3 separate regions of the Mus musculus genome follow, and all the other regions are linked to region 1. The links are chromatin contacts, found by Hi-C or POLR2A ChIA-PET in ENCODE. All regions are on one chromosome and are shown on one strand. Each heading gives the region's core, a stretch centred on a gene start or an enhancer-like site at or near the end of the contact. The rest is flanking DNA. Distances are from core to core; before and after follow the strand shown. Region 1 holds the start of Zfp952 (zinc finger protein 952). Region 2 holds the start of Cyp4f13 (cytochrome P450, family 4, subfamily f, polypeptide 13). Region 3 holds the start of Zfp763 (zinc finger protein 763).

Region 1 (3,584 bases), core at 344-2,843:
GAGTGAATGTTCGGTGTCTCTGGCTCATTATGACCTGTAAGGAGACAGTTGTCTGAGTCCAGTAGTCTTAAGGACAACTTCTCCATCTTACTGGTTGGGTCAAACTGAGTTCATGTTCCCAGGCCCAGGAACCAACTCTGATTCTGTTGTTTCACATGCTTCTTGCTTGTCTGATAACCAGTAAAGAATATATAAAAAAAAAAAAAAAAAAAGAAGTTGCCTGTTAAGGAAACTAAGGTACACACGCCATAAATCTATACACTGATTGCCTGTCATGACCTAACTGATTACATGCAGCTTGCCCACCCCTTTGCACCCTTATCATTTTGAGTTACAGGCCAAATGTCCAGGATTTCAAGGACATTGAAACTGGGTGGCCCCAGATAAGGCCCAGTCGCCAATGTGCATCACCTTCCTGACTGACTGCTCCCAGTCAGGGGCAGAGCCACAATGGAAACTCCTTTGTTCAACCCATTGTGTCAAAATATGAGTGGACGGGCTGGAGAGATGGCTCAGCGGTTAAGAGCACTGACTGCTCTTCTGAAGATCCTGAGTTCAATTCCCAGCAACCGCATGGTGGCTCACAACCATCCGTAAGGAGATCTGGCGCCCTCTTCTGGAATGTCTGAAGACAGCTACAATGTACTTACATGTAATAAATAAATCTTTAAAAAAAAATATGAGTGGACAATGCTACAGCCCACCCGGCTTCCCCCTGAACTTGTGGTTTCATCCTTTAATATGCTATACTATTTCCCTTCAGGTATGCAGTAGAGATCCCGAGCTGGCTACCTCTCTGTGTACTCAGAGAATAAAACTTTCATTTTAAGCTGCTGTCTTTGAAATCAATTTTCTTGGCTTCTCCCCGAACCTAACAGATCCACTGTGAAGCTCTTGGTCCAAAATCAGTGTTGATCTGGGAGGCTGAGACCATTTTACATTCCTGAATATAGAGGATTTCCTTGGGCAAAGAAACCTTTTTGGCTGACGTCCAAAGGCTGCTTTTCAGACCTGTTGAATCCTTTGTAGAAAACTTCGGGTGTGCAATTCCATTTTTCTCCAGACAATTTATAGTTGAATTCATTGTTGATATGTTTTAATTTTCTTGGCAGAAAACGGGTATATTGAAACACAAGGTTTGCGAAAGCTTTAGCTTAACCTCCCCAAATCTTGAGCTTGCATGTCAGGTCCTCTTTTTTTCCCTATGCCCCCAGATTGACATAGGGACTCTTCCTAAGGAAAAGTCTTGGGTTTTCTCCTTGGGGTACTGACACTAGAGGCTCCACTGTAAAGCTGTAGCATTAGTTCTTTAGGGGATAGGGTGTGTAGTTGGAAAACGCATGCACTAAGAATCCTGCTGAATGTTTCCTTAAATGCCACAAAACTTCAGGTTGCGCCAGGTTTGTTCTAGTGAAGAGCAAGCTAAAAGGGTCATGAGTGACAACTGTGATTTTAGCTGCAGCGGTACTCAGAAAGGCTGATTTCTTTTTAATTAAGCTCGTAGGAGGCAGGGGGAGTTATTCACCAATCAACGGCGCTGTTATTCCCCTGTCCAATAAGAAGCGCAGATAATCGAAGGGTTCCTCACTTGCTACCATCTTGAAGCCGGTGCAGCTGCGGGAAGAGTCGTGTCAACTCTTCTTCGGTTACTGTCACTTCTTCTAATTTCAGGCTCCTTGGAGAGGACACAGTATGCATCAAAAGCAGAGAATGGTGAGTGTGTCACGGGCTCCTGGCTTCGAGGATGGCAGATCTGTGACACTGCCAGGAGACCAGGGTCCAGTTCTGTCCCTTCACTACGAAACGGGTTTCATGCCAGTCCTTTCAGTGTGGGTCCATGCCTCGAACTTACACCTCTGCAGAATTTGCAGCGCTGGTAGATTGGTGATGCTGAACGCAAACTGCGTTTTGAACGACAGAGGGTGTGTGAGCGCTGTTGCGGGTCTTTCTGCCCTTGCACTTTCGTTTGCCCTGCTGTAGTTTTCCTCCGTGATCACGGTGTGTTTTTCTTTCGTTTTCTTTATTTTTTTCAGCTGTTGGGGGTCCCCCCAAAACAAAACACAAGCAGGCACAAGAGTCCAGCAAAGCAAGATCTTTATTTTAATTAAGCAGAAAAACCTGACCGGTCAGGGACAATAGCATAGACCCCGTCCCGGAAGGAAAATTGCACAGCATATTTCGGATGAGACCTCAGAGCAAAGGGGAGTGGAGTGAGTGGGCTGTAGCGTTGTCCAGCCGTATTTTGACATAAGGGGTTGGGCAAGGGAGTCGCCAATGTGATTTTGATGACTCCTGCGGCTTGTCACAGGAAAGGGGTAAAGGAATCATTGGTGATGAAGCCTCCCCTGGGCCACCTGGTTTCAAGGCTTTTTTCTCAGAATCTTGGTGGTCAGGCCTCATCCTGGACATTTGGTGAGTAACTCAAAATGATGAGGGGCAAAGGAGCTGGTTCCTGGGCCTGGGAACACGGACTCAGTTTGTTTCTGTCAGCAGGATAGTGAAGCTGTCCTTGAGATGCGTGGATTCAGACAACTGTCTCCTTACAGTAGGGCCAGTTGAACCCGAGGCTTTATTTATGTTAGGCAAAGGCTCCTTGTTGTGTAGAGGGCATTTTTCTCCATTGGAAATCTATTTCAACCTCGCTTTTGAGCTCTCTTTTGAATAATAATGCTGGTCAAAATAGTTAAAAGTGGAAATATGGAAAAATGGGGGGAAAGCCTGAGGGAAGGGATTCATGTAGCTGTAATTTGGTTTTCCTTGGTGGGTTTCTCCGAACAGAAAGAATTAGGAGAGTTCGTCAATTAGTCTTTAATTGGAATACAGTTCTTGGAAGAAATATTAAATCTTTGGTGTTTTTGCCTTCAACTACTTGTTCTATGTAGATAGTAATCTCTGACCATCAAGAAAGTCGGGGATGATCAGCCTGACACAAAGGCACCATTTATTTTTTTCCTTGAAATGGTTGAAACTGTTTTTGACTTTTCCTGCTGCCTGTGTATCTGCATGTAGAGTTCTCAGCTACCTCTCCAGCACTGTGTCTGCCTGCGTGCCACCATGCTGCCCACTCTAACAATGGACTAAAGCTCTGAAACTTCTTGCACGTGGCAGAGAGACACCGGCTACTTAAGAATGTTGCCGATCACTTCTCTGACTTTTGGGTAAGCCCAAGTTCAGAATGCTGCCTTGGAGGAAGTAATGAGACGGCTTATTCTGAGCTAAAAATGAGTGACATCTGCCCTGAAGCAACCCAAGTTTTTGTGGATAATGTGTCCCATCATTAAAGAGGTTCTACATACTTTTATAGCCAAACAAAGTCCTAAACTGAGATCCTTGACAAATGTCTTCCTGGGAGTTTAGATGGCAAAGCTCTGCAGAGCGAGAAGCTGTGCCTTATCCAGCTTTTATCTCAGATCATCCAGAGATCCGACGAGCAGTGCACGCACGAGATGCTTGCCTTCTATCAAGAGGGGGTGTTAGGTGACATCCAGAGTTTGAAAGCAAGTGGATATGCCTCGCTTGGCCTGCAATCCCAGACTTTAGGAGGCAGGGCTAGAAGATCAGGAGTTCAAGGTTATCTTCATCGA
Region 2 (3,584 bases), core at 714-3,213, 46 kb before region 1:
CTGACCAGATACAAAAAAGTTTGAGGAAAAAAAAAGTGTTGCTGGCCCCTCTGGCCTTTTGTTTCTTGCACATAACTGCATCTATCTAATTTTTTGGGGGGTGGACAGAGTCTCTGAGATGTAACCTGACTGTCCTGAAATTCACTCTACAGACCAGGCTGACCTTGAACTCAGAGAGCCACCTGCCTCTGCATCCTGAATGAATTATTCAGCCCATCTTTAATGACATTAATTTCTGCTTCTTTGGCCTTCCATTGTGACCTGGGGATCAGAATTTTCTGTGGAACTTCCAGTCCTTTGAGCATCCAACCGGGCTTGCTGAGGCATCCAGTCTCATAGCCTGGGTAACTACTGTGCTCTCTCCAGGGCACAGATAGCCACTGTTGAACTATTCAGGCCCTGTTGATTGTAAGCCACTCTAACAAATTGTGTGTGTGTGTGTGTCGCACATGTGTGCACATATTATTGGTTTGTTCTACAGAGCTCTACCTGATCAGGAAGGTTGGCAGGAAGCAGCAGGACTGTGATGTAGAGAGGAAAGGGGTCCTGAGAGGACTTGGAATGACAAACGTGAATACAGATTTTGGGAGGAAAAGGGGCTATGGGAGAAAGCAGCGTTTGAATCGATGGTATTGGAGGTGAAACCCTTTTAGGTGACACTGAAATGTTAAGTGTGACTCTGGCAGTAGGGAACCAGTGCAGCATGGAGCAAGGGGCACTAGGAATGAGGCCAGTGGAAGTGTAACCACAACTGGAGAGGCCAGAAGGGTCCCTGGTGAAAAAGAACAGTCAGACTGGGATGCAGCCCAGCGGCCAAGAGCTTGCTTCAACTCAGTACCATAAACAAAACCAAAAAGCTCAACTACTGCTCAAATTGGAAAATAGAGTCCACTGATGGTTCTTGAGAGTGAAGAGCAAGATAAGAAAGCATCAGGCCCCGAGGAGTTTAAGGGAAGAGATACTACTCACATCTCTCTCTGCCCATCGGGTACAGACACTAGCCCAAGGACAAGGATGGACTAGGCAGGGGCCAGATCTTGGCATGATGCACTGAAGCCTCAAACTCTTCGGTGGAAACTGAGTGGACTGGGGCTGTCCCTGCTCTGTGCTGCCCATCCTGGGAGCAGTTTTGCATTAACGAGGGGAAGAGACCTCAGATCATGAGTTTTGATCATAATGTGACCTAAAGCAGGCTGGGAGCAAGGAAGGGAGGAAAGGAGAAAGGCTCGGATCCTGGAGAGGCAAGGCAAGAGTGGACTGGCTGCTGGGGCGGAGAGGTCTCCCTATGTCTCCCCTCACTTCTCTACTGTCCTGTGTTCCAAACCTCTCCTGACCCAAGTGCCACAGTATCTTTCCAAACACGTTGGAAACACATCTACCCAGAGACCTACCTACTGCCACACTCACCAAGGCCAAGTGACCCCAGAACCAGCTCGGTTTAGGGGGCTGAGGGAAGCAACGAAGGCGACTGCAGTTGTCATAGAAGGCATAGATCCAGGCCAGAATTCGGGCTAGAATCCAAGATGCCCCTCCCAGCAGCAGTAGATGCCACGGAGAGGCAGTCAGGGACCCCATTCCCAGCCAGGACAGACATAGCTGTAGCATCCTGCAGGGCAAATAGGCAGAAGGTGAAATTCTGAGGCTCCGGAGAAGGGTGGGGACAGGCCCGTTTACTAGATAGGAATATAGCTAGCGATATAGACTGGGAGGACTTGGGGGCAGCGCAGGAAGAAGAATGAACATTGAGAGAGAAGAGGAAGAACACAACAGGCAGGACTGTTAGCATTCTAGAGGGCCTCAGCCTGAAGAATAAACTACGGGCGCAATTTCCAGGAGACCAAAAGTCTCCAAGGTCAGCTCCCTACAGCCATTCCAGCTGTGGGCAGAGCTCTCCCTGTTCTGAGCCAGAACTCGCCTTGTTGCCTTCCACCCCGGCACCTTCTCTCACGAGCAGCGAATCTTCCACAACTTCCTGTCTTCTCTGAAAACATTTTGTCCCGGAAGCTGTATGGGAAGTTCAGCTGGGCTGAACCAACCAATCCCTCCAACCCTCAGCCCAACCTCCAAGCCTGGGCAGGCAGCCAAGGCCAGTGGGGGCGGGTCCAACCTTAAAGGGATGGAACTAGACTGAGAGTCATAGGCTTAGGTGGGGCATCCTCAGCGTTTAACCTTTCTGCCTGAACCAGAGACAAAGGAGTTACAAAGGAGATTCCAAGTTTAGGAGTGCACCTGCCCTCCAAGGGCTAAGGGGTGGCAGATAAATCTCTCTAGCTCCTCTGCATAGTTGTCTGGGTAACAGCATGCAGAACTGTGAGGCTCTGAAATGCATTTCCTCTCCTCTCCCCACGCCCAACAGCTGCACAGCCTGGCAGAGATCGATTTCTTCCTTCTTGAACCCTAGGTTCTAGGTGGACCAATAATTGCAACCCTGCTGGAACCCACTGGGTCAGAGAGTGTAGGTTAAGCTCATGTGAGGCTGAAGCTCAGAGATCTGAGGGAACAGCTAAAAGGGGCCGTGAGCAGAGGGGACACAGGCTGAAGGTCAGATCTGGGCGTGGGCTGATGTCATAGATATGCGTTAAATATTGGGGGTCAGGAAACTTCTATTTTATTTTATTTTGCTGGTCATGTTTTGTTCTATCCTAGGTGGCTGGACTATCCAGCCTCTGTCTCCTGACCCTCCAGCAGTGCCAGGCATGGGTTTCCTCTCATGGTGTGGATCTGAAGTTGGACCAGTAATAAATTGGCAACTTCCCCGAGTTCCTTCTGTGCCACCTAGCCCAACACATCTTGCAGGTAAGACAAATTGTGGACTGAGGGTTTTGTGGCTGGCTTGGTATCCTAAGCAATGAACTGGAAGCCTTGCCCGGTTATTGAAAATGGGCTGGTTCAGGCTAGGAGTTTTATGCTAGGAGTTTTCAGTAGGGTTGGCCTCCTGGAAGTTTCCATTGTACTAGGTTTCTACCTCACCCCCAAAGTGCCTCCCATTCTAGTCATTTCTCCTCACCCCAAAAATGCCCTACCCCCATCTCCCAGTTCTCCCAGTATTTTCTCCCACCCCCACCTATTCCTTCCTGTTCTATCTGTCCCAGTCCACCCTTGGAATCTATTTTATTTCTCCTTCCCAGAGAGACCCATCTGTACCACTTTGAGCCATCTTTAGCATCTCTGGGTGTGGACTGTAGCGCAGTTATCCTTTGCAGCTAATATCCTCTTAGAAGTGAGTATGTACCATGTTGGCCTTTCTGGGAAAGAGATATCTCGACCGAGAAAGTGTTTCCATCAGGATACCTGTAGGGAAGTCCATAGAGCATTTTCTTGATTAATGGCTGATGTGGAAGGGCCCAGCCCACTGTGCCTGGTGCCATCCCTGGGCAGGTGAGTCCTCAAGTGTACATGAAAGCAGACTGAGGAAGCTAGTGAGCAGCACGCCTCCGTGGCCTCTCTTCAGTTCCTGCCTTGAGCTCCTGTCCTGACTTTCCTCAGTGATGGAGTGTGAACTGAGCTATAAACTGACATTAAGCCTTCCCTCCCTGTGGCACTATTGATTACTGTGCTTTGGAGCAGCAATAGAAGCCCTAAGG
Region 3 (3,584 bases), core at 777-3,276, 40 kb after region 1:
GTCTTCTACTCTAATCACCCCCTTGTACGTGGTGTGCTTGAGCATGCATCCTCACATGGGCACAGGCACATGCGCACTTGCTTGCACACACACTCACACACACACACACACACCTGACATTCGAATGGACAATTGTTAACAAACATTTGTATGTCTTTAATGTGTAACTCTTATTGCAATAAACTATATAACTATATTTTGCTTGATTTCCTTTTTTTTAATTTATTTTTTATACACATAAAAAATATGTGTGTCTGTGTATGGTTGTGTGTTTACAATTTGTGTGCAGGCTCTAGAGGCCAGAGAAGAATGTCAGGAGTTGGATTTACAAGTGTTTGTGAGCTGCCCAACCTGGCTCTGGGAACAGAATCCAGGTTCCCTTGCAAAAGTGGTAAGCATTCTTGACAATTGAGTCATCCGACTCTTGAGATCCTACACTTTCATTTTACTTTGGTATTATTTTCTCTTTGAATTCTATTAGAAAATCAAAAATGCTCTTTTCTAAATACTGTGTCCCAAGACTTTAAAAAAATTCATTGTACAAGTAATTTAAATTTATTTTCAAATAATAGTATAACTATAACCATGTTTCATAACAATGTTACCCTCTCCAAGGTCCTTCTCATTTTAGTATGTAACTGCTCATTATTTTACCTATAATTAGCTAAAATTGTTATTTTACTTATAATTAGCTAAAATTACCTAGTACCTGCTAACGTTCCCATCAATTTGAGCATGAATACAATACAGAGAGAATTTTAAAAAGTAGTCATTTTCTTTGTATTATTTAATACTTTTTATGCATAGCAGGATATAAAATCAATATACAGTAAGCAATGTCATTTCTCTACTCCAATAAAGACTAGAGTGGAAGGGAAAATCAGAAACAAAATACCATTCATGGTAACGGGAAAAGAATTAGAAATAAAGCCCAGTAAAAGGGTAAAAAGACTTCAGCGATGACAACTTCAAATAGTAAAGAAATAGAATACTCAAGTCCACGAAGTGGCAGAAATAATACTGTTCAAATGAATATTCTACTGAAAATACCAACTCCCCCACACCCCTAAAAGAATGTCATCTGGTAAATACTGATCAAATACTCTTAGTCACAATTTCTTCTATTTGGAGAACCGGCCTCCAGCACACAAGCAAACGATGTAGATTGGCAAGCACCTGATCTACTTTACAGGGCTCACAAAAACGAAGTCTAGGAAAGCTTTTTAAAAACCCGAATTTTGGCTTCAGAAATGGTCAGGGGGAAAAAACCCATCATTGTACTTCTCTACTTTCTCTAAGATTGAAAAATTTGGCCTACTCACAGACGGCACAATTAAATACTCTTTAATCTCATCTTTAAAGGGCAGCGCGCGCGCGCACACACACACACACACACACACACACACACACACACACACACACACACACACACAGAGAGAGAGAGAGAGAGAGAGAGAGAGAGAGAGAGAGAGAGAGAGAGAGAGAGAGAGATTAATAAGTTCTCCCGGCCTAGTGTTCAACTGCAGTACTGTGAAGAATATAATTTACAAAGGCGATGAGAGAAAAGAATCGAAAGCAGCAGAGATATGCCTATAAGGCATACGAGCAACTGCTCACACCACCCAAGTCCCCTTACACCACAGTCTGGACTCCGCGTCACCAACCTGCAGTGCTGCAGTGTCTGCGGAGGCGCAGGTTCCAGGTGAGGACTAACCCCATGAAGATAGGGGCCTGGAACGAAGTAGCTTCCCTAGGACAGAACAGAGCGGGCTCCGGTGCCCGGTCGCCTGCTCTGCGCACAATTCCAGTGTCCCGCTCCAAGGCACACTAGGCTGCACAGCACCAAGGGAACGGCAGGCAACAGCGCCACAGACTGCAGTGTCACAAAGCTTTCACTTACGACTCCAGGAGCCCAAGGCATACTCACCATTTCCTCTTTCATATGCATCCAGGTGTTCTTCCTAATAGGCCTAAATACAGGAGATATAGTCCAGCCCCAACACCACCACAGACCTTCTCAACAACACAGGACTCAAACATGGCGGCAAGGGCGGGACCTTCCGAATGTACCGGTTCGTCATTGGACAGTTCATGAATAGCAGTAACAGCATCCCTGATTGAGGAAAGATAGTGACAGCCTTGAGCTTAAATGCCTTAATTAATAACATTCCTCTTTCCCAGTGCAGTTAGAATAGCGGATTCTTTTGTACGCCAGTTTTTTTGTTTGTTTGTTTGTTTGTTTTCCTTTTGTTTTTTAAGTGGACTAAGCCGGTTCCGACCTGTTTTATAACTTTGCCTTTAAGGGGAACAGGCTACTTTATGCACTTTGTTCTTGTGAACTCTGGGGCCCTCTACTGCTTTGATTACAGTGTCCAAGTTTGCCCTGCACATTTTTGATTCAAGTTCTTAATGGGAAGACCCACAGAATCAAAGATCTGTCCAGAGACAGGAACCAGGAGATCCTACTATGCAAACTCATGACTTTGGAATGAGGTAAAAGTGTTGTAAAGCTCTCTCACACGTTATGTTTCAATTTATTGATTTTGTTTGCTTGTTTTTATTGTTGTTTTGAGGCAGAATCTCTGCTATGTAGCTGTGGCTGTCTAAGTACTCACCATATACACCAGGCTTGTCGCGGATTTACAGTAATCCAACTGCCTTTGCTTCCAGAATGCTGGAATTTAAAGGTGTGGGCCACTATGCACTGCTACTCAACCAATCCATTTTTTTAATCAATAAAATTAGAGCAACAACCAATGAATACAATTATTGAATTACAGAAACACGAAGTTACATAGCAGTAATATTCAACATAGAATTCAAGACATATATAGAGTAACTCTTCAATTCAGACAAAAAATTTCCTTGGCTCAAAATCCAGAGGGATGTCTACATCTACAAATATACACATACATCACAACCGTCAACATCACAGTGACAAACAGCCCTTCTGTAGTGCTGAGGTAGAGACAACTAGGAAGTCTGGGAACTCACAGAGGATGCCTTCTATTGCTTCCTGTGGTGGTGGTGGTGGTGGTGGCAACCTCTTTCAACACCTTCATTTAGGTGCTTCTCAGCCATTCGGTATTCCTCAGGTGAGAATTCTTTGTTTAGCTCTGTACCTCAATTTTTAATAGAGTTATTTGATTTTCTGGAGTCCAACTTCTTGAGCTCTTTACATATATTGGACATTAGCCCCCTATCAGATTTAGGATTGGTAAAGATCTTTTCCCATTCTGTTGGTTACCTTTTTGTCTTATTGACAGTGTCTTTTGCCTTACAGAAGCTTTGCAATTTTATGAGGTCCCCTTCCCCCCACCAGACTCAGAAAATCTGGAGGGGAACTAGAAACCAAGAGAGAAATACCCATCCAACAAAGAAATCCAACAAAAGAAATCCAACAAAAGAAATCCAACAAAAGAAATCCAACAAAAGAAATCCAACAAAGAAATCCAGAAGTCAGCACCTGGATCTGTAATTCATCCAAAATCAGATGCCTACACTTAATCATAAAAACACCACCAATAACAGTGAGGCTACAACATGTCTCCACTAAAGTCCAACTATCCTAACCACAGCAGGCC

What was found. Hi-C counts contacts between places; a loop is a spot of excess contacts on that map. ChIA-PET counts read pairs that join two places held with the same protein, here RNA polymerase II (POLR2A).
Region 2: POLR2A ChIA-PET joins it to region 1 with 17 read pairs in Patski. The contact joins the promoter of Cyp4f13 here to the promoter of Zfp952 in region 1. POLR2A ChIA-PET finds 5 or more read pairs at or near these places in 2 of 5 experiments (Patski and embryonic stem cell).
Region 3: a loop to region 1 is called in a map of left cerebral cortex, with 2.6 times the contacts of the local background. The contact joins the promoter of Zfp763 here to the promoter of Zfp952 in region 1. A Hi-C loop is called at or near these places in 2 of 37 maps with a recorded cell type or tissue (heart and left cerebral cortex). POLR2A ChIA-PET finds 5 or more read pairs at or near these places in 3 of 5 experiments (Patski and embryonic stem cell).

Annotation. Positions count from the first base shown.
Region 1 is chr17:32,991,546-32,995,129 of GRCm38, forward strand. It overlaps Zfp952 (zinc finger protein 952), which reads left to right and starts at 1,594. Exons shown (of 4, transcript NM_001045559.1): 1 at 1,594-1,713. The coding sequence starts at 1,693.
Region 2 is chr17:32,945,398-32,948,981 of GRCm38, forward strand. It overlaps Cyp4f13 (cytochrome P450, family 4, subfamily f, polypeptide 13), which reads right to left and starts at 1,964. Exons shown (of 13, transcript NM_130882.1): 1 at 1,916-1,964; 2 at 1,408-1,606. The coding sequence starts at 1,605.
Region 3 is chr17:33,031,355-33,034,938 of GRCm38, forward strand. Zfp763 (zinc finger protein 763) reads right to left here and starts at 2,027. Exons shown (of 4, transcript NM_028543.3): 1 at 1,928-2,027. The coding sequence starts at 1,948.